Linked DNA regions of Mus musculus: region 2 is linked to region 1. The links are chromatin contacts, found by POLR2A ChIA-PET in ENCODE. All regions are on one chromosome and are shown on one strand. Each heading gives the region's core, a stretch centred on a gene start or an enhancer-like site at or near the end of the contact. The rest is flanking DNA. Distances are from core to core; before and after follow the strand shown. Region 1 holds the start of Sppl3 (signal peptide peptidase 3). Region 2 overlaps Gm35465 (a long non-coding RNA gene).

What was found. ChIA-PET counts read pairs that join two places held with the same protein, here RNA polymerase II (POLR2A).
Region 2: POLR2A ChIA-PET joins it to region 1 with 10 read pairs in embryonic stem cell. The contact joins the enhancer-like site here to the promoter of Sppl3 in region 1. POLR2A ChIA-PET finds 5 or more read pairs at or near these places in 2 of 5 experiments (Patski and embryonic stem cell).

Annotation. Positions count from the first base shown.
Region 1 is chr5:115,010,176-115,012,914 of GRCm38, forward strand. Sppl3 (signal peptide peptidase 3) reads left to right here and starts at 1,349. Exons shown (of 11, transcript NM_029012.2): 1 at 1,349-1,440. The coding sequence starts at 1,418.
Region 2 is chr5:115,165,247-115,167,985 of GRCm38, forward strand. It overlaps Gm35465 (a long non-coding RNA gene), which reads left to right. Exons shown (of 2, transcript XR_387598.3): 2 at 1-209. Among named protein-coding and RNA genes, the nearest start is that of Gm35465, 7.1 kb to the left of the region's middle. Within about 2 kb of position 1,330, at least 1 of the 3 ENCODE cell types and tissues checked has a DNase peak (open chromatin) inside an H3K27ac peak, as active enhancers do.

The DNA.
Region 1 (2,739 bases), core at 99-2,598:
TGTCCCTTCAGCCTGATAACCAGTGAACTTTTTGCTGTTTCCATAGTCATTTTTCCAGAATGTCATGTGGTCAGAAACATACACTGTGTAGCTTAAATATGTTTCCTCATCTCTTGCTATATGCTTCTTCACGTTTCTCCCTGTCTTTCATTAACTCATTATAGAGTCTCTCTATGTATTCTTGGCTGGCCTGGAACTCACTATGTAGACCAGGCTGGCCGCAAACTCTTAGAGATCTGCCTGCCTTTGCTGGGATTAAAGGCACGCACCACTAGGCCTGGGTTTTTAAATTTTTTTTCCTAACACATGGTCACACACAACGCTCTAACAACTGAGTTATGCCCATTCACCCTATCAAAGTAGCCTGCACCCTTCCTTTAGTCTCTATTAATTGCTCTCCATTATTAATAGCCCCATGACTCTGAAATAATCTTCGTGCTTTAGCCAGCTCGAACCACCTATGTCTCTTCCCTGAGAATATGCATGTAAGGACAAGGGCCTAGGTGAAGGCGCTGACGCCTAGCTGGCACCCAACAAGGACCCCGCTGATCGCTTCTATGAAGACGAGCATGGTAGCATTTGACTTGGCACCAGGCGCCGCGAAGGGACGTTTGCAGAAACCAAGGAGGGGGACCGCGCAGCGCGGGAACCCGAATGCAGCGCTCTGTCCGCATTTTGACAGTTGACTGGCAGCTGAGGACCCAGGGACAGCCGACGGTGGATGATGGAAGGTTGACAGCTGAGTGGCAGTCAACCGCCGCGCACCGGGGAGGACCACTGCGCGCCCAAGGGGCCTAGCGCGCGGCGGCCGCTGCAGCTAACCGTAGCCCCGAGCCGACCTGGGCTGAGCGCTCCGCGCATGGGCAGCGCGCGCGAGGGGGCGGGGCGCCGGGGTCACGTGAGCGTGTTTTGGGCACGTGACCAGCGGCCCGGGCTCGCCCCCGCCCGCTCGCTCGCTCCCTCCTCCCTCGGCGGGCGGGTGTGCTTCGAGCGGCCTCGCCTCACCGCCTAGCGCCCCCCTCAGCCGTTGCTGCCGCCGCTGCCGCCGCCGCCGCCGGCCATGTCCCCCGGCCGCCGCCGCCGCCGCCCGAGCGCGGCGCTCCCGCGGCCCGGCGCGCACTGAGCGCGGGCCCGAGCCACCGTTTCGGGGCCCTTGTTCTCCGCGCCGCCGCCGCCGCCGCCATGTTGGGTTTGGAGCCGCAGCGGAGCCGCCGCCGCCGCCGCGGCTGACGAGGCCGAGCGCGGAGCCCGGGGCCCGCGCCCGCTCCGGGGCCCAGGGAGCGGGGCCCGTCGGAGTCTGTCGGAGCCCGACTGCCTGTCCTCCGTGCGAGCGAGTGAAGGAGCGAGCCGCCGGGGCCCCCGGCCGCGCCCTCTGCCGCCGGCCGAGCGAGCCGCGGAGCCCCCGAGAGGCAGCACCATGGCGGAACAGACCTATTCGTGGTGAGTGCGGGCTTTTGGGGACGAGGAGGCCGGGCCGGGCCGGGCCGCAGGTGCTCGCGGGGCTCGGGGTGCGGGCCGCTGGGCGTCCTCCGAGCCCGGGGGAGGGGCGGTCATTCGAGCCGCGCAGCGGAACCGACTGGCGCGGGTGCTGGCGGGCCAGGGGGGAAGCTGGAGAAGGGTGGGCAGAGAACGGGCCCGGGCGAAGGTGTACCCCACTCTCGGCGAGAACAGGTGGTAAGAGGCACAACTTGCAAGTAGTGAGGGCGGGAGCGACCGCTTCCGCGGTGGGCAGAGGCCCTGCGGCCCCGTGATCGAGCCCTGGCACAGCGGAGAGGGGGAGTCTTGTTCCAGGATGGCCACATTCTGTAAAGGAAGTCGTCGGTAGCAGCGGGGTCATGGGTAGTCTTTGTAAAGGGGTTGGTACTCTGCTCTGGGGATTCGAAGAGTGCTGGCCGGTGTTCTGGGGGTGGAGGGCTCGATCACGGGAATGTGTGTGTGTGTCCGTCCAGGTTGAGTCCCCCTGCCTGTGGGACTTTTTTTAGCAGCGTGTTTAGGGCTGAGGCACACACACTTGTGATTTACAGGGGGGAGGTGACAGATGCGTCCAAGTTTGGGGGGAAAGAGGTGAGAAGGGCAGAGGCGTGGAGTGTTTGCCGCGGAAGGAGGTTGGTTGTACCGGGGGCGAGTGGGAATGGTGTAGTTGAGCTGTGGCTTGAGGGTGAGAAAACAGGAGATGGGTGGGTTGGTGGTAGGTACCGGGCGGGCGGGGAACCTGGTCGCTGCAGCCTAAGAGATCGGAGATGGTTTCAAGCACTTGTGGCTTGGTACCAGAACTGTCGACTTTTCCGAAGAGTGGGGTTGAAGGTCCGCTTCGTTTTGTAATTGGAAAAGTGAGTTAGTTCTTCATTCCTGGACCCTAAACCTTTAAGTACCAGAATTGCCTTTTCCCTAACCTGTACAGATTGTGTGGCTACCTTCGGAAAAGTGAGTTAGTTCTTCATTCCTTGACCCTAAACCTTTAAGTACCAGAATTGCCTTTTCCCTAACCTGTACAGATTGTGTGGCTACCTTCCCAAAGCACGGGGCAAACTGTCAAGTGTTGGGAGCGTAAGTGAGCTGTAACTACCATAGGGAGACAGTAAAAGAGCCGGGTTATACACGAAAACAAGGGATGGTTATGCTAAGTCGGGAGCTCACTGTGTCCTGATGGAGGGTTAGTGATCGAACATGCTTTAGTAATGCAAACGGCAGCGATGTATGCACAATCTGAAAAAGAAGGTAACTGGGAAGTTGAGAGGA
Region 2 (2,739 bases), core at 80-2,579, 160 kb after region 1:
CACTGTGACAGGGGCCACCGGGTGTACTTACAGGCACAATCCCAAGGGCGTCCTGTATACATCTTCCCCCAGTACCCACGGGATAAGCTTCAGAACTTGCCGCTCCCATCACAGAATTCATGAAACCTCAAGATCCCCGCAGAAAACGACAACAGTTGCCCACATAACCTACGGACTTTTCCTAAGAGTTTTCAGTTTTGTTGTTTGTTTGTTTGTTTGTTTTTTTCTTCTTCAGCTTTGTGTATGTGTCTCCGTGTTGGTTTGTGCTCATGAATTCAGTGTCTGTGGAGGCCAGCAGGGGGCACCAGATCTCGCGGAGCTGCAGTTACAGGCAGTTGCGAGCCGTTTTTGGAATTTGAACTCAGGTCTTTTAGAAGGACAGTACCGACTCTTAATTACTAAGCAAGCCATCTCTCCAGCTCCTACATCTTTGTTTTAGTTATATTTTTAACCTGTGGTGGTGGTGGTGGTGGTGGTGGTGGTGGTGGTGGTGGTGGTGGTGGTGTGTGTGTGTGTGTGATTATGTAGTTTAGGCTGCCCTCCAATTCACAACCCTCCCTCCCTTCTCCATTTCCTGAGTGCTGGAATTATAAGCGTGTGCCACTAGGCCCAGCTCTAAGGTGACACTTGGAGCTGTCCCAGAAGGGGTATTAGAGGAGTGCCCTGGGTAGCAAAAGGAGCCCTTGCCTAGGAAAATGCATCTTGGTTCTAGAAGTCATGGAATTCTGATCCTTAAAATATCCAGGTGGGTGGGAGGAGCCAAAATGCAAGGGCGGAGCTAAGATGCAAGGGAAGGGCTTAAAGTGCAAGGGAGGGGCTAAAGTACAAGGGCGGAGCTAAAACGCAAGGGAGGAGCCAAAATGCAAAGGAGGAGAGAAGATCCAAGGAGAAGCTACATTGCAAAGGCGGAGCTAAGATGCAAGGGCAGGGCTAAAGTGAAAGGACAGAGCTAAGATGTAAAAGTGGAGCTAAGTGGCAAGGGCATAGCTAAGATGCAAGGGAGGGGCCCCAGGCTTCAGAGAAGAGACCTACTCCCTGGCTTCTTGCCTAAGTACTCAAAAGTCCTTTCAGCAGGACCGGACTGTTTTCTCTAGTCCCTTTGTCACAGCTGCTGTGTTTATGATTTTAAGAGGCCACACACTAGGCATGGAGCTGTCCTAGCTCACTGTGTGCTCTGCTCTCTCCTTGGCCGGTTTCTGGAGGGCTCCCCCTGCCTGCTCAGGGAGCTGTCTACAGAGGCCCTTTCTCTTCAAATCGCCTCACAAAGCCATTACATTTCTGAAATGCACTGATCTGGAGTCCCTGGGCAGAGTTAAGCCAGTACAGGAGAACTGTAGGCCCGAGTGAGGCACAGAGCCAAGGGCTTAGTGTCAGAATTGGATTATTAGAATTTGGAGCTTCCAGCCCTGCTGGCCTCTGGGACGTGGAGATTACCCAGGCGTGTTTGGCTGGGGGCCCACTGGCCTTGCCACGTTTCCTGCCAGGTCTAAGTGTCCTCCCTCAACTGTGACACCTGGGGCACAGAGTGCCCTCTCCCTCCCTCTCCCCACTCTCTCCTTTAGCCCTCCCTCCTGCCTCAGGTGCCTGGAAGCACACCTGTATCTACCTGGCTGGAACTTACCGTGGAGTTCGTGGCCCACGGTTAGCATTGGAATCTTCTGAGATTTGGTTAAGGACGGAAAATGACAGTCCTAACCCCTAGGATGGCATCAGAATCAGGGGTGGATTCCAAATGGGTGACTGAGTGAGTCCTCAGGTAGGCTGGTGAGCTGGCTCATTGGGTGAAGGCTCTTGCTGCCAATCCTAACAACCTGAGGGCCAGGAACCACATGGTAGTAAGAGAGCTGACTCTCAAACGCCATCCTCTGGCCTTCCTGCACACACCCACAGACATGCACACGAGATAAATAAACACATGTAACTAAAAAAACCCTTGCCGTGAGTCTTTAACATGCTGTAGGAGGGAAATAAAGACTTGCAGGACTCTAACTAATCCCCTGTCCACCCAAGTATGCTCCAAGCCTGTCCAAGATCCCAAACAACTCCCAAACATCTCTAAGATCCTTCAACCCATCAGTTGTGGACACTAAACCCACTGATTACAGTGGCTCTCTTTTGCCAGGTCGCAAAAGTCAGGGCACTCTGCAAATGACAGAAGCCAATGGTCCCCCATTGTAGACTCGCCTCATTAAACACAGGAAACAGGTTCCAAGAGGGCACACACTGGCACACGACTACCCAGAGTCACACAGTAAACAAACCCAAGGCCTAACTGCCAACAGAGCGGCTGCCTGTCTTGGATCATCACACACAGTGAGGTTTCCTCCAGGGCAAAGCCCTTGACACCACTTCCTCTCACCTCTCTGGGGCTGGCTAGGCCTCTTCATGCCCTGCTTCCTGTCTGTGCAGGGTCTGCTTCCGGTCTGCTTCCGGTCTGCTTCCCTCCATGCAGGGTCACGCTCTGTAATCAGCTCTGAATGTGTTTCCAGCATGTCTGTCTCCCTGACCAGCCTGGAGTCTCCTGGCACTCAGGAGGAGATATGGCCCCTGCTAGGTGCTTCCTTCCCCAGTACACACCTCCTCCTCAGACCACCTTGTCTTTCCTGCCCTCTGTTAGAAGGAAATAAGGGCGATCTATGGCAGAACGCTTGCTTGATCCACTCCACCGCATAACCAGGTGCCATTTTGCACTCGTGTAACACCAGCCCTCCTGAGATAGGGGCCTGTGTGTGAAGAATC